Linked DNA regions of Homo sapiens: region 2 is linked to region 1. A link is a loop called in an ENCODE intact Hi-C map of the cell type or tissue named here. Cell type or tissue: heart left ventricle. All regions are shown on one strand. Links, peaks and the distances in the headings refer to the core of each region. The heading gives the core; the rest is flanking DNA. Region 1 overlaps PPP2CA (protein phosphatase 2 catalytic subunit alpha). Region 2 has its middle 15 kb from the start of PPP2CA-DT.

Region 1 (15,424 bases), core at 358-8,357:
GCCTGAATACATAGTTTAAATGTGAGGTTTAAGAGTTTAAGGGGGCCAGGCGCGGTGGCTCATGCCTGTAATCCCAGTACTTTGGAAGGCTCGGGTGGATCACCTGAGATCAGGAGTTCGAGACAAGCCTGACCAACATGGTGAAACCCCTTCTCTACTAAAAATACAAAAATTAGCCCAGCATGGTGGCGCCTGCCTGTAATCCCAGCTACTCAGGAGGCTGAGGCAGGAGAATGGCATGAATCCGGGAGGCAGAGGTTGCAGTGAGCCAAGATCGCGCCACTGCGTTCCAGCCTGGGCAACAGAGCGAGACTTCGTCTCAAAAAAGTGTTTATTAAGGGATTATGCTATGTCAGATTCCAACTTTTATTTTTAAGTTTTGTTTTTTTTTTAATGGATCTACATTGAAACACACCAACAGGAACTTATTATATATAGATCTTCGTATGAATTACTAGGTTTTTCACTTTTAAAACCATGTTTTGTGTTTTTTTGTTGTTTGTTTGTTTTTTGAGACGGAGTCTCACTCTGTCACCCAGGCTGGAGTGCAGTGGTGCGATCTTGGCTGACTGCAAGCTCTGCCTCCCGGGTTCACACCATTCTCCTGCCTCAGCCTCCCGAGTAGCTGGGATTACAGGCGTCTGCCACCACGCCCGGCTAATTTTTTTGTATTTTTTTAGTAGATATGGGGTTTCACCGTGGTAGCCAGGATGGTCTTGATCTCCTGACCTCGTGATCCGCCCGCCTCAGCCTCCCAAAGTGCTGGGATTACAGGCGTGAGCCACTGCGCCCGGCCAACCATGTTTTGTTTTGTTTTGTTTGAAATTTCAGTCAAGGTAAAAACCATGTTTTTATAAAAGCATAGTCTCTGTGGCTGAAGTTGCCTTGACTCTTTCAAGGGGAGTACAGTTAACAGACCATTATCATTAAGGTTCTGTTACATTAAGACAAGCCAAAATTGAATAGGAAGTGTAAAGTTTGGAAGACTCATGTTCTTGATCTTGATTGTCACTACATGGAGGTCGTGGAACATAAACCATGAATCGGTCTTGTTTTTCAGCTTGCAGTTTGACCCAGCACCTCGTAGAGGCGAGCCACATGTTACTCGTCGTACCCCAGACTACTTCCTGTAATGAAATTTTAAACTTGTACAGTATTGCCATGAACCATATATCGACCTAATGGAAATGGGAAGAGCAACAGTAACTCCAAAGTGTCAGAAAATAGTTAACATTCAAAAAACTTGTTTTCACATGGACCAAAAGATGTGCCATATAAAAATACAAAGCCTCTTGTCATCAACAGCCGTGACCACTTTAGAATGAACCAGTTCATTGCATGCTGAAGCGACATTGTTGGTCAAGAAACCAGTTTCTGGCATAGCGCTATTTGTAGTTACTTTTGCTTTCTCTGAGAGACTGCAGATAATAAGATGTAAACATTAACACCTCGTGAATACAATTTAACTTCCATTTAGCTATAGCTTTACTCAGCATGACTGTAGATAAGGATAGCAGCAAACAATCATTGGAGCTTAATGAACATTTTTAAAAATAATTACCAAGGCCTCCCTTCTACTTGTGAGTTTTGAAATTGTTCTTTTTATTTTCAGGGATACCGTTTAATTTAATTATATGATTTGTCTGCACTCAGTTTATTCCCTACTCAAATCTCAGCCCCATGTTGTTCTTTGTTATTGTCAGAACCTGGTGAGTTGTTTTGAACAGAACTGTTTTTTCCCCTTCCTGTAAGACGATGTGACTGCACAAGAGCACTGCAGTGTTTTTCATAATAAACTTGTGAACTAAGAACTGAGAAGGTCAAATTTTAATTGTATCAATGGGCAAGACTGGTGCTGTTTATTAAAAAAGTTAAATCAATTGAGTAAATTTTAGAATTTGTAGACTTGTAGGTAAAATAAAAATCAAGGGCACTACATAACCTCTCTGGTAACTCCTTGACATTCTTCAGATTAACTTCAGGATTTATTTGTATTTCACATATTACAATTTGTCACATTGTTGGTGTGCACTTTGTGGGTTCTTCCTGCATATTAACTTGTTTGTAAGAAAGGAAATCTGTGCTGCTTCAGTAAGACTTAATTGTAAAACCATATAACTTGAGATTTAAGTCTTTGGGTTTTGTTTTAATAAAACAGCATGTTTTCAGGTAGAGCTTAAACTAAATGATGTGTTTACTTAGTGCAGTTTCTGGTTATGAATATTATATTGCTATGTGTATATTATATGGACTCTTTAAAATGATTGACAGATTGGCAAATTCTTAAATCTTTGTACATTGTTGAGTCATATGTTCTTAGAGTTAAATTTGTCTCAGATAAGAAAGTGTTAAAGCATTAGCCTGTGTCAAGTTCTTTGAGTGATACTAGTGAAACCAAATAGAAAACTATTGTTGGATCATGATTTAGTCTTATGTACATTCACCCGAAGACAAAAATGGTACTTAAAGTGGCAGTGTTCAACATTTAATGAGTTTTTCCCCTTTTATCCTTCGAATAGGATTAGATGTTTAAAAAAAAGTTCTTCTGTGGGAACTAATATTTGATATTTTAACCTACCAGAGTAAACAGGAACACTTAATCATACTTGTGAGTGTAGTAAATAAAAGTTTTCTTGCTTTGTGCTGTGTTGAATCTGGAACCAACAGGGAAGTTATAGCATATCCCCTTTCTAAAATGCTTGAGGAACACATACATACCGAATGTCTTTTCTGATCTAATTGATAGTATTTTTAGTGGCTTGTGGAGTTAATTTTCCAAAGCAAAAGGCCATTAGGGTTTCTACATTTCATTTCATTTCATTCTTTTCTTTCACAAGAAATACATTCTCTGTGTGTCTTTTTGTTGCTCTGTCACTCTATGCCCTTTCTCTCCGACTGAACAAATAGCTTATCCATGTGCAGTGGTTTTAATACCCAAACAATCTAGACACCAAGCAGCTATTTTTTCCGGTCCTGTGATATCAGAATTGACCAAGGAATACGTATATTGTAATTGACACGTGGTGGTATCTTCCAGGTACAAATTCTCTAAATTTTGTGGTTAGCAGAATGGGACTTGTGATAAGAATAGCTTGGTTTTAGCATAACTAGGGTTTAAAATAATTGTTTAATTATAGAGACTGACCGGGCTTTGGCCATCTAAACTGGAAAGTGTTAGTACCCTACCTTCTTTTGAAAATGGCTATGGTAAGGAAAATGTGTTAGTAAATTATGTATTTTCTTGAAAAATACATAATTATGGTTGGATGGGAATCACTAAGTTGGGTGTTAACTGATGTCTCAATTAGTAACATTAGGATTTTCATTAATAAACCTAAAAAGCTTTCCCTAAGAACAGGCCTGGCACAGTGGCTCATGCCTGTAATCCCAGCACTTTGGGAGACCAGGGTGGGTGGATCCCTTGAGGTCAGGAGTTGAAGAGCAGCCTGGCCAACATGGCAAAACCCCATCTCTACAAAAAATATGAAAATCAGCCGGGCTTGGTGGCATACCATAGTCCCAGCTACTTGGGAGGCTGAGGTGAGAGGATCGCCTGAGCCCAGGAGATGGAGGTTGCAGTGGGCTGAGATTGTGCCACTGTACTCCAGTCTGGGTGACAGAGCCAGACCCTGTCTCAAAAATAAAGAGGATTCTGAGTTTGTATAGTGAGGGCTTGCAGAAATTTTGAAACTTATTTTGTAAGTTTACAATGAATTTGTACATGATGTGCTCATGTCTTGGGTTGAGTATCCTAGACATGATTTTTTCATTTGCTGCATATTAAACATTTGTTGGTTGTAGTCGGTATTTCTTAAATAGAAGTTTGTCAATATTAGATTAGTTTCAAGAAGGACTTAGCTCAGGAAAAGGATAGTTATTTCTGTGGTTCTCAGCTTTGATGCCTACAGAGATTCTGATTTAAATTGCTGGAGGAGGGCCCAGGCATACATTTTTTAAGTTTCCCAAGTGATTCTAATTTACATCTAGGGTTAAAAACAGCCAGGCGCGGTGGCTCATGCCTGTAATCCCAGCACTTGGGGAGGCCGGGGTGGGTGGATCACCTGATGTCAGGAGATCGAGACCAGCCTGGCCAGCGTGGTGAAACCCCATCTCTATTAAAAATACAAAACTGACCGGTGTGGTGGCAGGAGCCTGTAATCCCAGCTACTTGGGAGGCTGAGGCAGGAGAATCACTTGAACTCAGGAGGAGGAGGTTACAGTGAGCCCAGATCGTGCCATTGCACTCCAGCCTGGGCAAAAAGAGCAAAACTCCATCTCAAAAAACAAAAACACCTCACTGCTGTTTCCTAAGTACATACTTAAGAAAATTGGGATACATGGTGGTGGTTCATGGATGTTGATAAGGAATTAAAATGTACCGTGCGACTCTCTGTTTCAGTGGTGACTTTTACCTGTTTAGTATAAATATTCCTTTGCTTCCAACCATAAATGTGTTCTTAGAAATGGGCCTATAGTTTAGTAACCTATAGTTTGGTAATAGGCTTGTTTGTTTTCAGATGGATTTTGGTTCTGTGAGCTAAAGCTATTTTGCATTAAAGCCTTCGTCCTCACACATTGTTTTGACATATTTCTAGTCTTCATAAACTTTTTTAATTTAGATTTTTTTCCCTTCACAAGTATACATCTGTTTTAGCAAATAGCCTTATGAAGGTTGTAGATGTATTATTTTGGGCATGCCTGGTGATTTCTATATTTTTTCCAATTACATTTAAAGCTTTATGTTTTAGGAATATAAGTACATTTTATTTCTACTTTTTATTATATATATTTAATTGCACAAGTACTACTGTCTAGAAAAAAATGGGATGTTGCTAACACAGCATTGTTGGCTTGTAGGCAGTGCTGTCCTGTAAATAGATTGAAATGTATTTTTATCAGCTGGTATATAAATTTGAGGAAAGAAAAATGTGGACTGTGTTTGAATTGTTTAAAAGTTGAACATACAAAGATCAGTGGTAACCAAGTAAGTGATATAGGCAACAGACCCCAGTTTGTTTTGTATTTGCTGTCATGCCTGGACCAGAATTCCTCATTCCCAAGAGTGAAAGAGGAAATAATTATAGCTAATGAGTGAATGCTGGAAAAAGTCACACTTTTTTGTTTTTTAAGGAAAAGCACAAACCCTCATGTCTGAGGTTGAATTTAATTAAGTGCAGTCGGCCCTCCATAGTCAAGGGTTCCACATCTGAGAATTCAGCCAACCATGGACTGAAAATATTTTTGGGAAAAGGAACCAATAAAAACCAATACAGTGGCCAGGAGCAGTGGCTCATGCCCATAATCCCGGCACTTTAGGAGGCGGAGGCAGGGGTGGGGGGATCACCGGAGGTCAGGAGTTCAAGACCAGCCTGGCCAACATGGTGAAACCCCGTCTCTACTAAAACTATAAGAATTAGCTGGGCATGGTGGCGTGTGCCTGTAATCCCAGCTACTCAGGAGGCTGAGGCAGGAGAATCACTTGAATCTGGGAGGTGGAGGTTGCAGTGAGCCAAGATAGAGCCACTGCACTTCAGCCTGGGCAACAGAGCAAGACTCTGTCTAAAAAAAAAAAACACAGTATAACTATATACATAGCAATTTCATTGTTTAGGTATTATGAGTAATCCATAATTTAAAGTATAGCCAGCCATCAGTATCCACAGAGTTTGCATCAAATGAGTCAATGGAGTCAACCAACCTGGGATTGAAAATGCAGTGTTCTTTTTTTTTTCCCCCTGAGACGGAGTCTCTCTCTGTCACCCGGGTTGGGGTGCAGTGGCACGATCTTGGCTCACTGCAACCTGTGCCTCCCGAGTTCAAGCAAGTCTCCTGCCTCAGCTTCCCAAGTAGCTGGGATTACAGGCGTGGCTCACTACGCCCAGTTAATTTTGTATTTTTAGTAGAGACGGTTTCACCATGTTGGCCAGGGTGGTATGAAACTCCCAACCTCAGGCGATCCACCTGCCTCAGCCTCCCAAAGTGCTGGGATTACAGGCATGAGCCACCGCGCCTGGCCAAAAAATGCAGTATTCTTGAATGCAGAACCCACTGGTAAAGGGGACTGACTTCCAGACTTGACTATCCAAGGGAGGTGTCCTGGATCCAGTCTCCCAAGATTACTGAGGGATGACTAGTTTGTATCCTCAACAGGCTTGTGAGAAGTAGCCAGGATTTTGTCTACTCTGCGTACGATGCTGCTAATGCTGCAAACCACTGCTCTTATTTTACTACTTGGGTCCCTTCGGAATCTATTTTGAGATAGCCTCAGCCATGGTGTACAATCTTCTCAACCATTCAGTGTTGTTAGTGGGAAGGACTTTAATGTGTTCTTCCTGCTGGGCACAGTGGCTCCCGCCTGTAATCCTATCACTTTGGGAGTCCGAGGTGGGTGGATCACTTGAGCCTGGAGTTGAAGATGAGCCTGGCCAACATGGTGAAATCCTGTCTCCACTAAAAAAACAACTAGCTGGGTGTGATGGCACTTACCTGTAGTACCAGCTAGTTGGGAGGGTGAGACTAAATCGCTTGAAACCGGGAAGCAGAGGTTGCAGTGAGCTGAGATCGCGCCATTGCACTCCAGACTGCGAGACTCTTGTCTCGAAAAAATATATTTTTAAAAGCTTTCTTCCAAGAAATAATTTAGCTGTTCTTCCTTAGTGCAGTGGTAGGCTGTAGCCACCAGCAAGCAAGATTACTGATGGTGGAAGTCAAAGGCCAGAATCGTGATAGGAAGTTAAGAGTGCTTGCTCCATAGAACACTATGGAAGACCACAATGGAATGTCTAATTAAAGCTATTAGAAATGCCCAAAGCTGTTGAGTGCCTCTACCTCAAGGCTTAGCATACCTTCTGATCTGCAAGGAGACTAATCATTAGGCTTTTTGCAGTTCTAGAACTGCTCTGAGTATGGCATTGGAACCTGGGGATAGGAGCAAGAGCTAGTAATTGGGTTTGGCAGGCCTGGTCAAAGGGGAGCTTTAAGGTCAGGTATATCCAAACATATCAGAAAGTAGGTTACATGGTGTGGTGAAATATACCAGATGTAAAATCTGCAGAATGTACTCCTGCTGTTGAGTCCAACTTGCAATGTAAGTCCCTTTGCAGTGAAGGTCTTGAGTATGTATTGCATGCAGCAGGCAGAGGAGCGGGAGGAGAAACTGTATAATGTATTTGGTCTTGAACATCCTTTGTTTTCCAAAACCACATTCATCTCTACCTTGGTTGAAATGTATAAAACTACCATTTTAAGTTTCATCTTTTCATTGATCTATGACTAAAATTAGGATGCAAAGACAAACCCAAGGCTTAGCCCACTGCTCCTCCTCAGAGCTGCACTGAAACTGGTTGTAGGGTAAAGGGATGTAGGCAATTTAAATATGAGTCAAGATTTTTGGGATGGCAGTATGGCTCTCATGGCCTCTGGAAGGATCCAGGTGATGTCCGACCTGGTATGGCCTCTTGGCCTGTTGCCACCGCACCAGGTTTTGCCCTTAATTTTAGTCTTGGCTCTGGATTTCTTTAGGGTATTGTGATAGCTTTGTTGGTCTTTGGGTTTTTCTAGTTTCACCACAGATCCTAGGAAAAATAACCATACTCTAGAAATGAGAAGCCAGGATTTTTAAAGTAGGGCTGGGAATATGAGTAGACATCTTTTGGATTTTCAAAATGTATTTGCTTAAACCACCTTTTGGCAGCAGTTGGACATTTCTGCTATCTACCTGAGTGGCAGATGGCCTACAGCATTTGGTATGTTAAAAGAGTATAGAGTAAGTGATTCATGGCTTCTGAAATACATCAATTTGACGTTGCAGTCTTGAAAAGGCAATAGCTGACATATCCTGAACCAGCTTGGGTTTCCAGTGCACTCAGTGCTGAAATAATTGCTGTGAAGGGTTGAGTTGAATTCACAATGACTTAGGACAGTAGTAGCTACTGAATGTTCAATCTTTGAAATGACAGAATTAGCTTATAGTGAATATTGTCTAGCACTGAGCATTTCCATGTGCCAAGCATGTTACATGAATTATTGAGTTTTCTCAACTCTGTTGAGAAGAGCAGAGAAGGTTCTGCTATTCAGGCATTCTGATCGCAGAGTTCCTGATTTTCAGGAAGCATTAGGTTTCTCTTGCCTTTGCTGAAATTCTTATTAGTGGTGTTTGAAGGGTGGGCAATAGCCTACACAGCTTTAGGGTTTAGATGTGTCGCTTAGCCCCATTCAGGAAGCTAGGTGTGTGATGGGCCCTTTGGGGAGTGTGTGGTGAGGAAGGCTTGCATGCTGGGCCTTTTGAGTGTTGGCCCAAGTCAGGTAGCCTGGTTACAGCATTCTCAAGAGTTCATGGACTGCCGGGCACAGTGGCTCACGCCTGTAATCCCAGCACTTTGGGAGGCTGAGGCGGGTGGATCACAAGGTCAGGAGTTCAAGACCAGCCTGGCCAAGATGGTGAAACCCCACCTCTACTAAAAATTAAAAAAAAAAAAAATTAGCCAGGTGTGGTGGCGGGCACCTGTAATCCCAGCCACTCGGGAGGCTGAGGCAGAGAATTGCTTGAACCCGGGAGGTGGAGGTTGCAGTGAGCTGAGATCGCACCACTGCACTCCAGCCTGGGTGACACAGTGAGACTCGTCTCAAAAAAAAAAAAAAAAAAAAGAGTTCATGGACTAACCTTTGTGTCTCAAGGGCATTTATTTGAGCCAGAGTTTGAAGGGGAGTTAGGTGAGGTTCAGCTGAACCACCACAGCCTAACAATTGCTCTTGAAGATAAAAGAATTTTCACAGTGGACCCGCATTAACAAATACTAAAGGAAAACCAGAAAGTATATATGGAGTGGAGCACCCCATCCCTAACTTTTAAAAATTCATCTAAGTGGCATAATTCCTCCATTTTTTATCTGAATTCCCAACTGAATTGTGGGTTTTCTTGAATGACCTGAGTTTTTTAGACTCTTTTATAAACTTCTGGGATTCTGTACAAGACTACTGGAAACTAGTCAGCTCTTTAGGCTGACAGTTGTAGTAATGAATGAAATCTCATGCTAGCCTGTCATCACCTGACCATCTTCCCCTCCTTCTGAAGACCCTTACCTTCTAATCTGAGAGGAGCCAGAAGCCAAGACCAACTTACTTTCTTGTCTGGTGTCCTGATGGCCAGTTAACAAATTCTGATACGGAGGACTTGACCCTATGAACAATGCCCATCTCTAATCTGTATGAGTGCACATTCTTTTTAAAAAATGGATCTTTTCTACTCGTATTAATATAAAATACATGCTTGTAGTAAAGCAATAGAGATGAATACAAAAAAAGTTTCCCCTCCAGCCTTATTGGTCTGAGGTGGTTACTACTAATGGTTGTGGATGTTTTCACAGTCATATCAGCAAGTCTGCTGTGTGTAGGGTGGTTGTGCTCTAGTCTTCCTTCATGATGATGTGTATTAAATTGTTTCTCTGGGAGCAATACTCCTCGCCCTTTTAAAACAAATGGTAACAGACACCATTCCGCACATAGCATATTTTCATTTAGCATCTTTGGTATTAACCAGTGTGAGCTTTTATTTTTAAAGTAACAGTAGTGAGTTGGTGGAAGTATGATGGGTTCCTGAAGTAGTTAAACATGGAGGCAAAACTAAGTAAACTCACCAGCTTGTTAATGTGTGGCCACGGTTGGGCACAGCTCCAATATAGGGTGACCAGTTGACCTGGTTGCTTAGAACTTGAAGGTTTTCCAGGAAGCAGATCTTGCTTTCTTCTTCTTCTTCTTCTTTTTTTTTTTTTTTTTTTGAGATGGAGTTTCATTCTTGTTGCCCAAGCTGGAGTGCAATGACACAATCTCGGCTCACTGCAACCTCTACCTCCTAGGTTCAAGTGATTCTCCTGCCTCAGCCTCCCAAGTAGCTGGGATTACAAGTGTACGCCACCACACCTGGCTAATTTTTTGTATTTTTAGAAGAAATGGGGTTTCACCATATTAGCCAGGCTGGTCTCAAACTCCTGACCTCAGGTGATCCACCCGCCTATGCCTCCCAAAGTGCTGGGATTACAGGCGTGAGCCACTGCCCCAGCCAGTAGAGCTTTGAAACCAGAACAGTTGGTCACCCCCAATGTGGGTTCTGTGCCTTTCCCACCCTTATCAACCAGACAAAATCCAGGCTCTGCTTTGGCTCTCAGCTGGGATCTTGGGGGTGGGGAAGTGGTAACTGGGCGAATTTACTCAGACCTGAGCTCTAAGACTACCTGCTGCCTGGCTTGCAGTCATGCATCCACAGGAACCAGTCTTTGCATTAAGTCTATAACTGAGACCCCCAGCTCCCAAGGTTCCAAGGTTTGTGCTACATGCTCTCGTTTGTGAGGACTCCAAGGCTTCTTAAGTCTCAAGGCAAAGGACAGGAAGGCAAAGATCTAAGAAGGAGAACAGAGGGTTAAATTTATTAGAATAGGAAGAAAGGGGTGAAGCAAGGTGGGTGTGTGTTGAGGGGTGAGAGGTTCTAGCAAGAGGGCTTAGGTCTTAGCCAGGGTGTATGTAGTAAGGGGCTGCTGCCATCTGGGAGAGCACAGCAAGTGAAGTGGGCAAGAAGAGATGTTGCCATGGTATTTGAGTAACTTCCACTGGGTAAGTAAGCCACCACCAGGCACCAGCTGAGCTGAGTGGTATTCAGCAGCTACTTACTGTGCACCTGTTATGTGCCAGGCATTAGGCACAAGCGGTGTACAAGACAAAGTGCCCTTGTGCAGTGAACACCCAAGAGAGACAAATATAAAACTCCAATAGGAATAATGTACTATGAAGAAAAAGCAAGACAGGAGGCCAGAGGGTAAAAGGAGGTACCCTTCTAGCCAAAACTTCCACATACTGTTGTGCACATTGCTTACTGCCCAACTCAAGTTTGTGAATTTTGACAATTTTTTTGGCTGATGGCAATCGTATGTCTTGATGTGATGGCTGTTAAATTTTTAAAATAAGTTTTAATGTAAATTTAACGTACTATTTAGGCTGGTGGTCTCTGAGGAGGTGACACTGAGCTGAGACCTAAAGGATGAGAAGGAGCTATTCCTTCTCACCAATCTGCATTAGATGCTGTTTATCACAAGGTGAAAAATCACTTGTTTTGAAAGAGAATGCGGAAGTGTAGTTTGTAGAAAAGCACTGACCATGACCTGATAACATTCCTAGAAATTTCCGCCATCTGGGGCAGCGGTGGGGAAGCTGCTGTTTGAGAGACTGCTGTAGTCCAGGCTGTGCTGTTCTGACCAGAGCCTGCTGCCTACAGCTGAGTGGCAGGATGTGGCTAGAGGAATGGACACAGCTGTACTGGTGGGACTCACACAAATGTCAGATGGACCAGTTACTGCTGGATAGTCCTCTACACTTCCTTAGATTCTTGGGCTTCAAAAGGACTGATTAACACGGTCTCTTCTCAAATTGCCACCTCCTCTCTGTACTCTATAACACTTATAACCTCGCCAATATTAATACTTCAGGGCACAGTCGATAGTGTCTCTCTTCTTCCTGCCATCACATTCAGCAATCTTTTTTTTTTTTTGAGACGGAGTTTCACACTTGTTGCCATGCTCGAGTGTAGTGGCATGATCTTGGCTCACTGCAACCTCCGCCTCCTGGGTTTGAGTGATTCTCCTGCCTCAGCCTCCTGAATAGCTGGGACTACAGGCGTGCGCCACCACGCCCGGCTAATTTTTTGTATTTTTAGTAGAGACGTGTTTTCACCATATTGGCCAGGCTGGTCTCAAACTCCTGACCTCAGGTGATCTGCCCGCCTCAATCTCCCAAAGTGCTGGGATTACAGGTGTGAGCCACCCCTCCCAGCCAACATCCAGCAATCTTTCTGCAGCTGTACCTCTATCCTTGGCCTCCTCAATTGGATTATTCCTATCAGCATACAACATGGCTCTGTATCTTCAATCCTAAAAACAGACTCCTTTGACTTCACAGTCCCTTTAAGTGCCTGCCCTTTTTCTATACTGCTCTTAGCAAAGCTCTTTGAAAGAACTGTGTCCTCTGTCCACCTTCTCATATCACACTTTTCTCAACACACCACCCCACTGAAATTACAGCTTTATCAAGGTGATTTTCCCATTGCCAAGTATAGTAGATGTTTTTTCTGACTTTAATTTTGTTTTTAGCATTTGAAATGATTGACCAAAACAATTTCCCAGATATAGTTTCTTTCCTTGTCTACCATTACACTACATTTGCTTGTTTTCCTCCTACTTTTTTTTTTTTTTTTTTTTTTGAGAAGGATTCTTCCAGGCTGGAGTGTAGAGGCATGATTTTATCTCACTGCAACCTCAACCTCCCAGACTCGGGCGATCTTCCCACTTCAGCCTCCAGAGTAGCTGGGACTATAGGCGTGTGTGACCATGCCCAGCTAATTTTTAAATTTTTTATAGAGACTGGATCTCACAATGTTGCCCAGGCTGGTCGTGAACTCTAGAGCTCAAGCGATCCTCCTGCCTCGGCCTCCCAAAGTAGGCATGAGCCACGGCGCCTAGCCCCTCCTGCCTTTTTGACTGCTGCTTTCCAGACTCCTTTGCCAGTTCTTCCCATCCTCTAAATATGGAAATGACCCAAGGCTTAGTACTCACACGACTTTTTCTCTCCTCTTCCAGGTGATCTCATCTAGCCCTGTCTATATGCTGAAGAGTCCCAGTTTGTATCCTTAGCCCAACTTCTCCCCTGCACTCCTGTTAAGTATTCAACTGCCTACTTGACATGACTCAGATGTCTAACGTGCATCTCAAACAATTCCTGATCTCCCAAACACCTTCCACCCCAAATCCTGGTGTTTCCTATCTTAGTACCACCATGAATAGTACCACCATTCATGCAGTTATCCTTGACACCTGTTTCTCTCATCCTCCACATGTGGTTCATTAGCTACACCTCCAAATACATCTTTCTCTTTTATCTCTAATAACCCTGTCCTGGTCCAAGCCTTCTGAAAGGTCTTGCGGCTTCTCTTCTTCCACCCACTACAATCCACTCACACAATCACAAGAGCGCTCTTTCTATACTGTAAAGCGGATCCTGCCACATGCTGCTTACCTTCCATCACCTGAGGCTACTTAATGAAAATGGGATGAAGTGGCCAGCGGCTGTAATCACGCCTGTAATCCTAGCACTTTGGGAGGCTGAGGTGGGTGGATCACTTGAGGTCAGGAGTTCGAGACCAGCCTGGCCAACATGGTGAAACCCCGTCTCTACTAAAAATACAAAAATTAGCCGGGCATGGTGGTGGGCGCCTGTAATCCCAGCTACTCAGGAGGCTGAGGCAGAAGAATCGCTTGAACCCCGGAGCCAGAGGTTGCAGTGAGCCGAGACACCACTGCACTCCAGCCTGGGCAAGAGAATGAGACTCCATCTTAAAAAAAAAAAAAAAAAAGAAAAGAAAATGGGATGAAATTCCACTTTCTTCACAGAGCTTTTCATGATTTGGTCCTTACCTGCTCTTCTGCCCTCATCTGTTTTCACTCTCCCCCCATTCATTAATCTCTAACCATATTAGCCATACTGTTCCTGGGACATACCAAACTCATTTTTAGAGACACTTTTTCCATCTCTTTCTGTGGCTGGGGCCTTCTTATGCAGGTTTCTGCTTAAATGTATTGCCCTCTTCTCCCTTTATAACCCCACTTTGTTTTCTTCTCAGTATTTATCCACCTAACATTCTCTTATTTGTGCTTATCACATTGAACCCACTAGATGGTAAGCTCCCTGAAGGCAAAAATCCTTCTCTTCTTTACCACTGTCTGCAACATGATGGGGAGAGGGTGGTAAACAAATATTCACTGAATGACTGACTGGCATGGTCTATATCAGCAGCTTGCTGGGCCTAGACTCAGAGATTTTCCTGGAGAAATCCCTGCCACTCAGTAGTCCCTTGGCAGACAGGCCTTCCTGACTGCGCAGTTAACAGTCAGGCACTTGGCTTGCAAGACATACCCACGTCATACTTGACTACCTCACTGATGATCCCAGTCTAGCTCCTGGGATGTTCAGCAAGTCGGCCTGCCTGGAGCTCCATGGGTGGCTGACTGGCTGGGCTTTGCAGAGTTTTTAAATTGCAATTTCTCTCTGGTAGTCTTTGCCCCAGTGTGCTGGCTCCAGACGACATATTGGTGCTGGGGTCCTCTGGGCAGAGGGGTAGGGAGACTTAGCCGGTGATGATAGGTGATGCCTGTCATTGTTTTCTCATCTGTGAAGGAGTCCTCGCTGCATTGTACTGCACTGCTCTGCTCCTAACTGAGTCTTTCTGGCCCTGCTACCAGGTCCTGCATTTCACAGGTCTCTGTCAAACTCTACATTTCACAGAGGGACACTGTGACCCAGATGGCTGGGGGCTACTTCCATGGTCACGCTGTGGACATGGGATTAAGTTGCACTGGCATTCAGCCTCTGGTGGCCAGACTGGGTTTCTGGACAGGAGTCTGCGTCCTGGAGGGGAGAGAGGGCAACCTTTGGAGGGGCCAGAGGGCAAGCCTGGAAGAGGGCAGGCTCAGTGAAGATGCACCCTTGGGACAGCCACCTGGCTCTCTGGTGCCATCTGTTGGTCAGAGCCAGTCAGTACTGGTAGTTCTTGGGGGTTGACCTGGACCAGACGGACTCTAGAGCAATCCCGTCCCTGTCACTGCCTTAGCTTGGGCCCAGCATGGCAACTCTGAGCACATGGGGGGCACTGTGCACTCCTATGGTCTTCTCTCCTTGGAGAGAGGTGGGTGTAGCTCATGCTCTTCCGTGAAGTCAGACTCATCTGTGGTGAGTTAGCCAGACCTAGGTTCAAATCCCACCTCCCCATTTTCCTGCTCTATGGCCTGGGGCTGATTACTTAACCCATCTCAGCCTTGGCATCTCTCCTGTAAAATGCAGATTATAATAGTAACCACCTCCTAGGGTTGCTGTGAGATTAAAACATTATAAAGAAAGAGCTTAGCTCGGTAATCTGGCAGGCCCATGCTCCAGGAATGTTAGTGGCTATGCTTATGGGCTTGCTGATTTGGGCAGGATTACTGTTCAGTCCCTCCTTCATGGGTAGGCCCACTTTGGCTTGCCAAGACTCTCCAACCTACCCTAGACCCAAGGCAGTCTGGGGTTCCTGAAATCTGATGGTGCAGGGTACAGATGTGGGTCAAGAAATGTTTTCCTCCACCACTTAGGTGTAGATGTCACTTCTGCCTAGAGATTCCACAGCAGCTTCCCAAGGGCAGGTTCATAGTCCACCAGGGAAGGTATTGCACTGGCTGGCTCAGATAGAGGAAAGGAAGCTGTAACTTTCTGTAGCTTTGTCCAAGGTCTTAGTTGAACTCTTGGCCCATGGGCAGGTAAGTCCTCCCTGTGGCCTTGCAGAAATTCCTCACCTTCCCTCCCAACATCTCCTGTATTCCTCCAGCCTTGGCTCTGAAGGGTTGGGAAGCCA
Region 2 (15,863 bases), core at 3,912-11,911, 47 kb before region 1:
CCATTCACCTGCGCAGTCTGAGCAGCTTGTGGGAATTCTAGAGATGTCAGATCTTCATGGCCGGGCGTGGTGGCTCACGCCTATAATTCCAACACTTTGGGAGGCCGAGGTGGGAGGATCACCTGAGGTCGGGAGTTCGAGACCAGCCTGACCAACATGGAGAAACCCCGTCTCTACTATAATGCAAAAATTAGCCAGGCATGGTGATGCATGCCTGTAATCTCAGCTACTCAGGAGGCTGAGGCAGGAGAATCGCTTGAACCTGGGAGGCAGAGGTTGCAGTGAGCCGAGATCACGCCATTGCACTCCAGCCTGGGCAACAAGAGCGAAACTCCATCTCAAAAAAAAAAAAAAAGAAATGTCAGATCTTCTCTGTTTGCATTGTTCAATACTTCTGGAAAGTTTTCTTTAGTAGAAACCTTGTATAGTAGTTGGGAATGGATAACTGGCAAGTGTGGCTTGGATATAACAGGTAAGATTTGATTATTTGGAAGTTTTTTTCAACTAAATGGACATTAGCACTTAAGATTCCACTTCCCTTGGCCCTATAAAAGTGGCTAAGAGGCTGGGTGCAGTGGCTCATGCTTGTAATCCCAGAACTTTGGGAGACTGAGGCAGGCAGATCATGAGGTCAGGAGACTGAGACCATCCTGGCTAACACGGTGAAACCTCATCTCTACTAAAAATACAAAAAATTCGCCAGGTGTGGTGGCACGCATCTGTAGTCCCAGCTACTCAGGAGGCTGAGGCAGGAGAATCACTTGAACCCGGGAGGCAGAGGTTGCAGTGAGCCGAGATCGCACCACTGCGTTCCAGCCTGAGTGACACAGGGAGACTCCATCTCAAAAAAAAGAAAAAAGAAGATGAGCAGTGAACAGGCCCACACTCCAGGGCCCAGAAGGACAGACATGTCCCGTCATTTGAGCTCTTGGAATCCTAGGCAGGCTCTCAGTCCTAATTATTACTCTAGAAATAGGTGCTTTTCAATCATTAAGAATACAGAATTATAGCTTGAAAGTATAACACCTAGCCACCCTTCTGAAGTTTTCCCCGATATAAAAGGAGCCCTGGCTTTTCCCTGCTTGCAGGCAGGCAATCCTCGAGTATAGCCTATGTGAGATCCCCGGCTCTGTCTCCTTGAAGAACTCCAGGATGAGATGAAGTTCCCATCAAGTCCTGTGCCCATAGCCTAGTCCAACCTTGTGTTTCCTCTTTTGTCAAATACTTCCTCAGGAGCCAACTCAAATCTTCCTTGCCTTAATTTGGGCCTATTTCTGGATTAGTCATATGGTAGCATAACTTCTTAATCATTATTAAGTAGCTGCTCCTTGAAAAATTTTTATGAGCTTTGAGCCTCTCAGGAGAAAGATATTTTAAATCCAATAAATAAATACACAAATAAACAAACATGGCACACTTTAGACTTTGAATCAAGTCGAAGGGAGGATGGTAAAGGTAGCCTGAGAATCCAAACTCAAAATGAGACCTTGCAATGAGCTACAGGAGCCGATTCTTCAAGATAAAAGAGCAGGGCCTGGGCTGACACAGCAGGGAAAGATGCTGACTCTGGATTCACATGGAGTAGAAGCCAATGCTGACCTTTTTAAATGGAACATCAAGAGCCCAAAGATGTGAGTTAGTTAATGACTCTGAGGATATAGGGACGGGGATCTAACCAAGAGACACTGCAGGAACAGGTAGGCTCTAGGACCCTGAGGGGGTGATGCATTTCTGGGGCAAGGGATAGAAGGGAATAAAGCCATGCTGAGCCCTTCAAAAAGGATAGGTCAGGCACCACTGGATGGTGGATGTCTTTGTCTTAGGGGAACCATCCAGGCCATTTGTGAATCCCTGTGTCTGTCCTGTCACATAGCAGCCGTCTCCAGGTTTTAACCTGTGCTCATCTTTCTGCATGCCGAGCTTATATTATGGTTTTTATGTTTAGGTCCCCTTGGTAGTAAATATCTTCTGGATTCTGATTGTTTGTTTATGCACATACTGGTGTATACCTTTCTCCCTCTGTTCCTTCATACTGTTTTACAAAGCCCACCTCCTTGCTTACTTATAATTGCCCATAATAATGGTCATAGCTGTGGTATTCAGAGTGATTCACATCCTTGCGTAATGGGCTGTTACCCAGGCTTATTGTAAGTCCTGAGGTGTAATTCTAAGTTCATGAGCACAAGAAAGATAGTCATTGTTTGATTTCTGGGATCCTCTTTCAGAAATCACCTGAAAAATTCATTGATTCCTTCCGAAAACATCATGAATTGTGTCTTCTGTCTTCTTATAGAAGTTATCATTGTGATTATCCTCATTTGACATGAGAAAACATCAGCATGAAAATGAGTAACAGCTCTCTTTATAATTTAGGTGCTTCATTTACCTCCATACATGGTTGTTTTAAGAGAGCTTAAATGTATCTGAATGGAATTCAGATCAATTCAAGAATTCTAAGAATTTCTGATGAGTTTTAAACCTTACCAGTTTAATAGAACTGTCCTGGATGGCTGAATCTATGCCTGTCCTGGTGTCCTTCAGTGGGAACTGTCAGTCTCTATTTGTGTCTGGCACAGGTTGCTCACCAAAGGGCAAACGCAGGATGGCTCAGGACCAGAGCTCCACCACTTGTGGCAGAGCCACTCAGAGCTGCTGACCTGGGTATATGAGGCCAGTCACATTGCTTGTGTTCTACACATGAGAAGACAGTAGTGTTAAGGGAAAAGATGTTTCTCTGTCATCTCCAAGACAAAGTGGGCGAGTGCAGTACCTTGGCCTCAGGCAGGCACATCTGCTCTACCACCAGTGTGCTGCAGCCATACCTGACTTTCCAGTTCCTGTGGAACGCACATAAACTGTGTTGTCTGCCCATGTATAAAGTGCTCTTGCAATATGGCACTGATCGGTCAAATTAAGTATACGCATATTCTATGATGAGATTTCTGTGTCAATTGACACCCTCCCCTTTCCTATACCAACCAGGACAGATGTTGCAAACAGAAACCTGGTGGAAGTGAGAATGAGGGGATGTTTGTTTGCGGGGCCACGTCCCACAGTTTTACAGACTATATCCTCAACTAGGCTCCACCTGAGGGAGTGAGTAGGAGCTGAAACCCAACCTGAGCTCCACATTGCTGAACCTTCAGCTTTACTGTTGGGGCTGCATCCTTCAGGAGGAAAAGGTGCCTTTTTTTTTTTTTTTTTTGAGAAGAAGTCTCGCTCAGTTGCCCAAGCTGGAGTGCAGTGGCACGATCTTGGCTCACTGCAACCTCCGCCTCCTGGGTTCAAGTGATTCTCCTGCCTCAGCCTCCCTAGTAGCTGGGACTACAGGCGCACACCACCATGCCCGGCTAATTTTTGTATTATTTTTTTTTTTAGTAGAGATGGGGTTTCGCTATGTTGGCCAGGCTGGTCTCGAACTCCTGACCTTGTGATCCACCCACCTCGGCCTCCCAAAGTGCTGGGATTATAGGTGTGAGCCACCATGCCTGGCTGAAAAGGTGCCTTTTCTGAGGCACATAAATACACCATATAAGCAAGAGACTGCCTAAAGATTCCCACATGGGCCCAAAATGAATCACACATGTGGCTGCTTATGGTAGCATTGTCTTGGTGGTGGGAAGTTGGAGGCACTTGGGGGTGCCCAGTACTGGGGAAGCAGAGAGGACAAATGTGGCGGGTGCACACTATGGAGTACTCTGCAGCAGTCAGAATCATGGACTAGATGTTTACATAGCAAGATGTATAGGGTTTGTTTTTGTTTTTGTTTTTGTTTTGTTAAGACAGGATCTCACTCTGTTGCCCAGGCTGGAGTGCAGTGACATGATCTCAGCTCACTGCAGCTTCGACTTCCTGGTCCTCCCACTTCAGCCTCCCAAGTAGTTGGGACTACAGGCAAGCACCACATGCCTGGCAAACTTTTATATTTTTTGTAGAGACAGGGTCTCACCATGTTGCCCAGGCTGGTCTTCAACTCCTGAGCTCAAGTGATCCTGCTGCCTTAGCCTCCCAAAGTGCTGGGATTACAGGCATGAGCCACCATGCCTGGCCTAACATACATAGGTCTTAAAAACAAAGTGAGAAGTGAAAAAAAGGAAGACAGAATGAGATATATAACACAATAATACTAATGTAAATTAAAATACATGCAAACCAAACAACACACTTGTAAGGTACATGGATGTGCTTTGGTCAAGGATAGACCAAGGTAAACATCCTGCATGACTCAGTGGGATTGGCATGCCGGTGCATAACTCCATTTGTAATATAATCACAGTTATGTAGCCATAACATGGGAAGGCTCATCACCTAGCTCGGAGCCACTATTGTTCGTATAAGGTACAACTGCCTTGCTGACACTGTGCATACAGCACACACCCAGAGAAAGAGAGAGAGCCAAAGCTCTCCATCTAGTAGATGGACAGAGGGGAGCCAGGGCTCGGCTTGACTTGTGCCCAGAGAGAGAAAGAGTTAAGCTGCTGACCCCATAGGGAGAGCTGGCTGTGCAGCTGTGTGTGGGAGCGGCAGGAGCCGCAGAGCCAGAGCAAGCAGCCAAGACAGAGACAGACGGTGTAAGAGAGCCGCTGAATAAAACCATACTTCATCTGCCTGCAGCCCTCTGAGTGTTCTTTCAGCTATCTGCCACCCATCCACCCACTGCCTTCGGACCTCAGCATGGACCAGAACCTGACCCTGGGCATGACAACACTTCACATGAATGCATACATACAAACCAAAAAAAAAAAAAATATATATATATATATATATATATATATATATATGTATATATTTGCACCATTGCACTCCAGCCTTGGCGACAAAAGCAAAACTCCGTCTAAAAAAAAAAATAAAAGAAAAGTAAGGGGCTTTGGATGGACTGATCATAGTATAATGAGCCATGAACTGAAAAGTGCGATTAACTTAATACTCTATACCTGAGCCCTAATAATTTCTTTTTTTTCTTAAGTGCTCTGGGCCTTGCCATTTGACGTTTTCCTCGACCCAGCTGTTGACCACTAGCATGGCTTTAACAGCATGATCATAGCTTTTTAATAATCTTATTGACAGAAATTTACACCTGGATTCTGTGAGCTGTCTTATAACACGCTGACCTTTATCAAACTCAGGGATATATGATGCTGTCTTGCTCTTTTGCTATCTTGCTCTTTTTTTTTTTTTTTAAGAGACACAGGTCTCACTATGTTGCCCAAGCTCGAATGCAGTGGCTATTCACAGGCACAATCATTGCACACTACAGTCTCAAACTCCTGGGCTCAAGTGATCCCCCCGTTTCAGCCTCCTCAGTAGCTAGCACTACTAGCTGAACGCCACTGTGCTGGCTTTTCCAGCTCTTTAAAATATTTGAAAGTTACCTCGTTTTATCTGTAGTTTTTTAAAGTTTCCTGATGCCCATAAACAGAAATGAAACCATGTACTTTCTTGGGGATCTAACTAAAATGCAAAAGCTATGTTAATGAGGAATAAGCACCACAAAGAATAAAAGAAAACCCCTAATTCTGTTTGGGCTGGTTTCCTAGAAATCCTGTGCCCACTTTTTGCATCGAGCCAAGGCTGGCAATATGTGGATAGGGCTAGTCCCTCAGGCATTGAGATACAGTGCCTCAGCTTCTTCAAAGATAGGTCTAGAACATTCTAGACCAATGCAATCAAAAAGTACCTGGTGGAGCCAGGCATGGTGGCTCAAGCCTGTAATCCCAGCACTTTGGGAGGCTGAGGAAGGAGGATTGCTTGAGCCCAGGAGTTCAAGACCAGCCTGGGTAACACAATGTCACTACAAAAATTTTAAAATTAGCCTGGCATGGTGGCACACACCTGTAGTCCTCGCCACTTGGGAGCCTGAGGTGGGAGGAGCAGTCGAGCCCAGGAGTTCAAGGCTGCAGTGAGCTATGATTGTGCCACTACACACCAGCCTGGGTGACGGAGTGAGACCCTAACTCTAAAACAAAATAAATAAATAAAAAGTACCTGGTGCTAAAAATTACACCATTTTAGGGCCAGGCGTGGTGGCTTACGCCTGTAATCCCAGCACATTGGGAGGCCGAGGCAGGTGGATCACCTGAGGTCAGGAGTTGGAGACCAGTCTGACCAAAAAGTTGAAACCCCAACTCTACTAAAAATACAAAAATTAGCTGGGTGTGATGGCAGGCACCTGTAGTCCCAGCTACTTGGGAGGCTGAGACAGGAGAATCGCTTGAACCTGGGAGGCGGAGGTTGCAGTGAGCCAAGATCATGCCACTGCACTCCAGCCTGGGCAACAGAGCAAGACTCTGTCTCAAAAAAAAAAAAAAAAAAAAGTTACACAATTTTAAAACAACATTTGAGTCAACCCAGCATCATTTTTGAGATACTCTAAGATATTTCTTGGCCTACTTGTGTGTGCCTCTTAAGCTGAAACAAGCCCTAGTATTCTCTAAAGTAGCATGTGTTCCATAGATACCCAATAATTTCAAGTTAGGTTAAATGACCTTTTACCATCCATGTGAGGACTCCTCTTGCCTATATGGTATCTATGCATATTAGAAAAGGTGCTTCTTCATCCTGGAGATGCAGTCCCACAGTAAGGCACAGGTGTGGCAAGTAGAGCTGGATTCATCTCAGCTCGTCTCCTTGGCTGTTCATGGCACAGTATGTACAACTGTAGGATATGGCCCTGCAAACAAACTCCACCCTTTCTCTCTTCCACCAGGCTTCCATTGTTTGCAACATCTTTCCTGGCTGGTGGAGGAAAGGCAGGCTCAACTGATGGTCCTAATCTCCAATGGGGGCAATAATATTGCCCACCCTACGTGCTCTTTTGGAACTTTGCTACTCTAAAGGTAGAGTCTGATTCCACTCTCTTTGAGTCTGGGGAAGCTTGTGACTTGTACCCAACAGAAGACAGCAAAACTAACACTCTGTGATTTCTGAGGTTAGGTTATAAAAAGTGATACAGCAGCCAGGCACGGTGGCTCACACCTGTAATCCCAGCACTTTGGGAGGTCGAGGTGGGTGGATCACCTGAGGTCAGGAGTTCGAGACCAGCCTGGCCAACATGGTGAAACCCTGTCTCTACTAAAAATACAAAAAATTAGCTGGGCGTGGTGGTGCATGCCTATAATCCCAGCTACTCGGGAGGCTGAGGCAGAAGAATCACTTGAACCTGGGAGGCGGAGGTTGCAGTGAGCCGAGATGGTGCCACTGCACTCCAGCCCGAGTGACAGAGTAAGACTCCATCTCAAAAAGGAAAGTGATACAGCATCCACCTTGTGGCTGGAACACTTGCATTTGTAGACCTAAGCTGCTATGTAAGAAGTTTAACTTGCCATTCTGTGAGAAAGCCAAGGCACAGAGAGAGGCCATGTGTAGGCGCTGTGGTCAGCAGTCCTAGTTTTTGAATGCGTCAGGCCCAGCCACTGACACGTGAGTAAACAAGACTTCAGCTGCTTCTAGCTCCCAGTTGTGAAGTCATCCTCAGGCTGAATCTTCCCAGCTGAGTCCCTAGACAGCTTGGAGCTGAGAGAAGCCATCCCCAACTGGGTCCTTTCTGAATTCCTGACCCATAGACTCTGTAAACACAATAAATGGGTTGTTATTTTATGCCACTAAGTTTGGGGTGGCTTGTTACACAGCAATAATAACTAAAAGACCCATTATCTTCAACAACACCAAAAAGTAGGGCTATAAAAAAAAAAGGAAGAATTGTTATAAATTAAGGCTGGGCACAGTGGTTCAGGCCTGTAATCTCTAGAACTTTGGGAGGCCAAGGTGGGAGGATCACTTGAAATCAAGAGTTCAAGGCCAGCCTGGACAACACAGTAAGATCCTGTCTCCAGAAAAAAATAAAATAAAAAATACCTGGGCATGGGAGTATGTGCCTGTAGTCCCAGCTACTAGAGAAGCCGAGGTGGGAGGATCGCTTGAGCCCAGGAATTTGAGGCTACAGTGAGCTATAATTGTGCCACTATACTTTAGCTTGGGCAACAGGGAGAGATCCTGTCTCAAAAAACAAAAACAAAACAACAAGAAAAATAATACACATACACATATATACATGCCCACATATATATACACACACACATATGTATGTTATAAACTAAAAAAGACATAAGAGATATAACAAATACAAATGACATTGTTTTGCTTCTGATTAGAATAAACTATTACAGAATGACATTTAGGAAAGTCAGGGCAAATTGATTTCTGGCTGGATACCAGTTGATATTAGGAATTATTTTTAATTGTTTTATATGTGACATAGTGGTTATTGAAAAAAGTCCTTATTTGTTATAGAATTTATAGTATTTAAATATGAAGATAACCATGATTTGCTTTAAAATTTGCTTTAAAATGATGGTGAGGGAGGGGTGGGGTATAGATAAAACAAGACTGCCATATATTGTTAATCGTTGAGGCCAAGCAATAGGTAATGGGTGTTTATTATATTATTATCTCTACTTTTGTGAGTATTGAAAACTTCCCATAAGAAAAACTGAACATGCCTCTATGCATGCCTGGGGGCTTGTAAGACCCAGGATTCTACCCCAATATGGGGGATTTCATGCATGGAAACAGACTAGCAGAGAAAGTCATATTCTTAGGAAAAATGTTTTGGGCACTCCTTAAATCTTTGGTGACTAGAAATCCACTTGAAAACAGAATTCCCTTCCCTGACAGTACCTATTCCAGTGTTAGGTACACAGGGTGGGGAGGAGGGAAATTGATTGGAATTAAGAAACCTGATTAATTCAGAATTAATGCACCAGCTTCCTCTGAAGATTAGGTAGTATTCAATTTTCAGCCTTTCAGAAATATATTCGTCAGCATAAAGACAGGCGAATGGGCTGCATGTTGCTATGCAGACGACACAGTTTGGAAGGGCCTTCTGTTTGCTTATGGATTCGCTCTCCCTTGAAGAAAAACTATTAACTCATGCTGCAGCCTGCTGCTCTCTGCTTGGTGTTGGCTATGTCACCGAGCCCAAAATAGAAAGTTCTTTTACTGCAGAGAGGGAAGGAGGTTTAAATTTATCAATTCAAATAACAAAGGGTAGAATTATACTGGCTTTTCTCGGGTGGGGAGTAGGGGGAGATAATGCCTATTTCATTAGGAGAAAAAGTGATCTGACATTGGCAGGGGCTGGGACCAGAAGACAAGCTTGCACTGTGGTGATTGGGCTTGTTTCCCATCCTGGCCCCCCTCACTCCCTCCTTCCAACAGTGTCACCTCTTTCAGGACATGGGAAAGCATCTGAGCCACTGGGTAATCAGTTCCAGAAATATCACTGAAATTATCAGACTGGGAACGATTCTCTGAACCAAATCCCTTCTCGCTCAGCTTCTGAAACAGTCAGTACCTTACCACAAAGTTAAACAGCAGGGAGATGTTATCTTTCTCCTATGAAATGGTCAAAAATCTTTTAAAGATTCCCAGTGTTGGAAGGAGTTTGGGGCAATGGGCATTCTCCTGCATTGCTGGAGGAGAGGCAAACTGATCTAACCACCTGGAAAGCAACTTGACAACATAGATCCCAAACCATGGAAACATCAATACCAGAGGATATGGATCCAGAGGCTCTCTCATCCATGGCTGGGGGAAGCGTCAATTGATTTTCTAGAGAAATGCTTGCACGGGTACAACAGGAGACATTGACAATAATGTTCATAATAGCAGCGTGCGCAAGAACTAAATCCTAGAAACAATGCAGTTGCCCATCAGTAAGAGAGTAGATTATAAACTGCGGTATATTTATGTATTGGATTATTTTACATCAGTCAAAATGAATGAACTACAGTGAAATGCAATGATACAGACGGATTTTAGCAAAATATCAAGTGAAAAATAAAATAAATCCTGAAAGATTACATACAACATAATATCCTTTTTTATGAAACTCAGAACAATTTAAAAACTATTCTTTAGGAATATGTACAGATATTGGCCAGGCGTGGTGGCTCACGCCTGTAATCTCAGCACTTTGGGAGGCCGAGGCGGGGTGGATCACTTGAGGTCAGGAGTTCGAGACCAGCCTAGGCAATACGGTGAAACCCTGTCTCTACTAAAAATACAAAAGTTGTCAGGAGCAGTGGCTCATGCCTGTAATCCCAGCACTTTGGGTGGCCGAGGTGGGCGGATGACGAGGTCAGGAGTTCAAGACCAGCCTGGCCAATATGGTGAAATCCCGTCTCTACTGAAAATACAAAAATTAGCCAGATGTGTTGGTGCGCGCCTGTAGTCCCAGCTACTCAGGAGGCTGGGGCGGGAGAATCGCTTGAACTGGGAGGTGGAGTTTGCAGTGAGCTGAGATCATGCCACTGCACTCCAGCCTGGGTGACAGAGCGAGACTCCGTCTCAAAAAAATAAATAAATAAAAATAAAAATACAAGTTAGCCAGGTGTGGTGGGACACAGCTATAATCCCGGCTACTGGGAAGGCTGAGGCAGGAACCCAGGAGGCAGAGGTTGCAGTGAGCCGAGATCATGCCATTGCACTCCAGCCTGGACAATAAAGTGAGACTTTGTCTCAAAAAAAAAAGGAATATATACAGGTATAATAAAACTATATAAAAAGGAAAGCAAGGAAATGAGCACAGGATTCAGGATGATTGTCTGGGGTGGGGAGCAAGGAGATGGGGCAGTGGGGGCAGGAGGAACTATGGTTAGATATTAGTTTTGTCAAGGTCCTAGCTTTTGTTTGGGGTTATAAATTCACAGGTACTGATTACGTTATTAATGAATTTACCACCTAAATTAACAAAACCAGGCCATCCATATGCCAGTTATGAGAGTGAACCATGAACCAAGCATTCTGGTTAATCTAATTCTGTATACCTGACATTAAAAAAACAAAAACAGGGTATAGCATTTTGTGTAGTCAGTCAATTCACTTCTAAGCATTTATCTTAAGGAAATAAGCAGAGATGCATACAAAAATTTATGAACAAGAACATTTACCACAGTATTTATAAATATAAATATAGGAAATAATCTAAATAATCTAATACCAAACTAATAGATTAGTTATATAAATTGGGTTATATCAATGTGCTAGAAAACTAGGTACTCTCTAAAAATATTATTTTCTAATAGTATCTAAGTATATGAGAAAATGCTCATAATATGTCAGTTGAATAACACAGTACACAATATGAACCCAGTTTTTAATTTTCCCTAAGTATATATATGCACCAAAAAAGCTGGGAAGGAAGGGCTGGGCACAGTGGCTCACATCTGTAATCCTAGCATTTTGGGAGGCTGAGGTGGAGGATCACTTGAGCCCAGGAGTTTGAGACCAGCCTGGATAACATAGTGAGACCTCATCTCTACAAAAAATACAAAAATTAGCCAGGTGCAGCGGCAAGCGCCTGTGGTCCCAGCTACTCAGGAGGCAGAGGTGGGAAGATCACTTGAGCCCAGGAGGTCAAGGCTACAGTGAGCTGTGAACATGCCATTGCACTCCAGCCTGGGTGACAGAGCAAGACGATGTCTCAAAACAAACAAACAAACAAAAAACAAAAACAAAAAGACAGCCAGGAGCGGTAGCTCACACCTGTAATCCCAGCACTTTGGGAGGCTGAGGGGGGTGGATCACTAGAGGTCAGGAGTTTGACACCAGCCTGGCCAACATGATGAAGCCCCATTTCTACCAAAAATAAAAAAATTAGCCAGGCATGGTGGCCTGTGCCTGTAATCTCAGCTACTTGGGAGCCTGAGGCAGGAGAATCACTTGAAACCCAGAGGCAGAGGCTGCAGCGAGCTGAGATAGCGCCACTGCACTCCAGCCTGGGCGACAGAGCAAGACTCCATCTCAAAAAAAAAAGAGAAAAAAAAAAAAAGCAAGAAAAAATTAAGCTGGGAATACTGTACATCAAAATGATAATAGCACTTATCTCTGGATGTTATGATTGTTTCTTCCTTAAACTTGCAGTAGTTCACAAATTTGCTATAGTGAAGATTAATTTTTTTTTCTTGTTGAAGGTTTTTTGTTGTTGTTGTTTTCATATTTTTTTTAGTAGAGACGGGGTTTCACCATGTTGGCCAGGCTGGTCTCGAACTCCTGACCTCAAGTGATCCGCCAACCTAGGCCTCCCAAAGTGCTGGGATTACAGGCATGAGCCACCACGTCCAGCCGTGAAGGTTTTTTTAATAACCAAAAATAATCATATTATAAAAATAGATGTTAGTAATAACTAATGTAGATAGAGTACTTATATGCTAAGAATTTTACAGAAATTAATTTAAAGCTTAAAATAATCCTATGAGGATAGTACTATTATGATCCCCATGTTACAGATGAAGATACTAAGATTTAAGGGGATAAACAGCTTGCATGAGGACACGGATGATAAGAAATGGTGCAGAAATGGTACCCTCTAGAATCGGGCTTCTAGAGGGTTCTTCAAAGGGTACCCAATGGTAGAGTCTTGGTCTCCCAAACCCAGAAATGGCTACACTCAGATGATTTCTCCTAGAACAGTACTGGGAACTGAATGGCCTGATGAGGAACCTGAAATTCACACAGAGAAAGAGGCCCCCTTGGGGTGTCTGAGCCAGAGCCGACACAAGGCAGCTAACCAGCGAATATAGAGAGGACAGACATGGAGGAGCCCCAGTGCCCAAGCCCCTGAGGGTTTCTTTTTTTTTCTTTCCTTTTTTTTTGAGACAGAGTCTTGCTCTGTTGCCCAGGCTGGAGTGCAGTGGCGCCATCTCTGCTCACTGCAACCTCCACCTGCTGGACTCAAGCAATCCTCACACCTCAACCTCCCAAGTAGCTGGGACAACAGTTGCCCACCACCACGCCTGCCTAAATTTTGGATTTTTAGTAGAGACGGGGTTTTGCCATGTTGCTCAGGCTTGTCTCAAACTCCTGAGCTTGAGCGATCTGCTCACCTTGGCCTCCCAAAGTGCTGAGGTTACAGGCATGAGCCACTGCGCCTGGCCCCTCCACAAGGTTTTCTTTTCTTTTTTTAAATGTTTATTTCTTGCCCCCCTGAGGATTTCTGATGAGCTCTTGAGAGAATAGGAGATCCCAGTGACTGGAGAGTCAACTGGAGGGCAGAGATGTTTTACTCATGGCTCTGACCAGCTCGGGCTCCCACCAGACAATGCAGGACTGGCTTCTAGAGCCTTCGATGCAGAGGAGGAGAGAGCTCTATGGATGGGACAGAGCCAAGGTCTCAGCTTTGGTCTCTTCTCATCACTCATGCTTTAAATATAAGCTCTAATGTCATCAAGGCACCAGAGATAAAATGCCTTTCTCAAGCTAAGCAGACAGGCTCTGGTATCCAATTTGGACAAGATAGTGGAAAACAGACTCAGGGGGAAAAAATCTCTTGGCCTCAGCACCAGCACATGGGAGTTGAATCTGACACCTTAACATTGTACAATAAACAAATGTAGGCATGGTTTCCTATGTTTTCTTCAAAACATCTAGAATAGATCTGATTGGAGGGAATGATTTTAACAATTAATTCTTCTCTCCTCAGCTGAAAAATTCTGGATTATCCTCCAAGATGTAACTAAACCATCAGCTTCTGTGGAAATACTTCCCAGCTTCCCCAAGCAACAGGGCCATCCCTCTTCTGTGCATGTTTAATAAATAATTTGTTTGCCTGTTGGACTGTGTGTCTCCCCTGAGCATAAGCTCGGTAGACAGTGTAGTATGCAACTTCGGGCTTGCCCTCCTTTCTCAGCACCCCTCTCTACCACCTCTCCTTCATATGCATTCCTATGCCTGCTGTGGGGTAATTGCTAATTAAATGTTGATTGCTGAAATAGAGAGCTATGGAGGTTCAGGAATGGTCTTCTAGATTTCCCAGAGCTGGGACTCAAACCCCTTTTTGGATCTCTGATGCTTGAGAGAATCTGATGAAAGCTAAGAAACTTTCCCCAGAAAAAAAAAAAGCACATGCAAAAGAAAATTCCCAATTGCATAGCACTAAATACCCATACTAACACACACACAATTATGTGCATGTAAAACTGGGGAAATCTGAATAAGATAGGTGAATTGAATCAATATCAATTTCCAAGTTGTGATATGGTACTATAATACTGCAAGATGTTACCACTGAGAAACTGGGATCTCTCTGTATTATTTCTTATAGATGCATGTGAATCTAAAATTATCTCAATAAGGCCAGGTGTGGTGGCTCACGCCTGTAATATCAGTACTTTGGGAGGCCGAGGTGGGCAGATCACCTGAGGTCAGGAGTTCGAGACAAGCCTGGACAAGATGGTGAAACCCTGTCTCTACTAAAAATACAAAAATTAGCCAGGCATGGTGGTATGCACCTGTAATCCCAGCTACTCAGGAGGCTGAGGTGGAGGAATTGCTTGAACCCAGGAGGCAGAGGTTGCAGTGAGCCAAGATTGTGCAACTGCACTCCACCCTGGGTGACAAGAGCAAAACTCTGTCTTAAATAAATAAATAAATAAAAATAATCTTGGCCAGGCCCGGTGGCTCATGCCTATAATCCCAGCACTTTGGGAGGCCAAGGCAGGTGGATCACCTGAGGTCAGGAGTTCAAGACCAGCCTGGCCAACATGGTGAAACCCTGTCTCTACTAAAAATTAAAAAATTAGCAGGGTGTGGTGGTGGGTGCCTGTAATCCAGGCTACTTGGGAGGCTGAGGTGGGAGAATCGCTTCAACCCGTGAGTTTGCATCGTGAGTTTGCAACCCGGAGTTTGCAGTGAGCCAAGATCACACCAATGCATTCCAGCCTGGGCAACAAGAGCGAGACTCTGTCTCAAAAATAAATAAATAAATAAACAAATAAATAATCTCAATAAGAATTTCCATTAAAAAACACAAAATTTCCATACATTATTTTTTCAGAGTTGATGGACCCCCCTGCTGAACCTACCCATGAATCCTAAATTGAGAACTCTCTAATATAGACCAATTTTTGCGTTGTTGGATGGGGAAACTGATGGGAGAGGATGTGTTCAAAGTCATTCAGATTGATGGTGAATAAGGAGATTGAACCCAGCTCTCCTTATTCTACAACTGGTTGCTAAAAGGAAGAGAGTGCTGTCCACATTGTGTTGTTTACTTGATTTAAAAAGGCAAGACAAACCAGTGTAACAGGGCAACTGATATTCCCTGATGTGCACAGAGAACACTGAGTCTAGACAGGGCAATTTGGGTTTTTTTGGTTTTTTGTTTTTGTTTTGGAGACGAAGTCTCACTCTGTTGTTCAAGCTGGAGTGGAGTGGCACGATCTCGGCCCACTGCAACCTCCACCTCCAAGGTTCAAGCGATTCTCCTGCCTCCACCTCCCAAGTAGCTGGGACTACAGGCATGCACCACCATGCCCAGCTAATTTTTTTGTATTTTTAGTAGAGATGGGGGTTTCACTATGTTGGCCAAGCTGGTCTTGAACTCCTGACCTCGTGATCTACCTGCCTCAGCCTCCCAAAGTGCTGGGATTACAGACATGAGCCACTGCGCCGGCCGGCAATTTGTTTTTAGGATTTTTTTTCATTTCTTCCTAAGCTGTCTGTGCTCAGCCTGTGGTGGACTGTGGATGATCTCATTCACAAAAAGGTGGCTTAGAAAGGTGTAGGTCAGGGACCAGCAGCCCTTTTGATTCTGAGTACCAAAAGAGGAACCAAATAGTGCCTATGAGTTATCCCAGAAAGCTGGACATGTTGGGGAATAGGAGGGAAAGAAGGAGAGGAAAAAGAAAGGGGGTACACCAGAAGAGGGCAAATGAGGATGGTATGGGGAGAAGAGAGTGGAAGAGAGAATGAGTGTATTTAGGGAGTAGAAGGCTTATGTGGTGGGGCTGGCCCACAGGCTGCTCACCAAGTCAGAACCTGTAAGGACATGAGTTACATGACCAGGTGGGGTCACACGCTTGTAA

Evidence for each region. Hi-C counts contacts between places; a loop is a spot of excess contacts. Peaks named below come from ENCODE experiments on the same cell type or tissue, not always from the same donor. Only the 100,000 strongest peaks of a DNase experiment are listed, where the experiment ranks them.
Region 2: a loop joins it to region 1, with 1.9 times the contacts of the local background. A loop is called at or near these places in 3 of 110 quality-filtered maps.

Annotation. Positions count from the first base shown.
Region 1 is chr5:134,183,481-134,198,904 of GRCh38, reverse strand. PPP2CA (protein phosphatase 2 catalytic subunit alpha) reads left to right here. Exons shown (of 7, transcript NM_002715.4): 7 at 1,061-4,573. The coding sequence ends at 1,133. Among named protein-coding and RNA genes, the nearest start is that of SKP1, 14 kb to the right of the region's middle. In heart left ventricle, for the core only: no CTCF peak of the experiment used is centred there; no DNase peak of the experiment used is centred there; H3K27ac peaks cover 1,028 bases.
Region 2 is chr5:134,233,865-134,249,727 of GRCh38, reverse strand. No RefSeq gene overlaps it. Among named protein-coding and RNA genes, the nearest start is that of PPP2CA-DT, 15 kb to the right of the region's middle. RefSeq lists an enhancer at 8,970-9,019. In heart left ventricle, for the core only: a CTCF peak has its summit at 7,345; a DNase peak (open chromatin) is centred at 7,417; H3K27ac peaks cover 6,485 bases.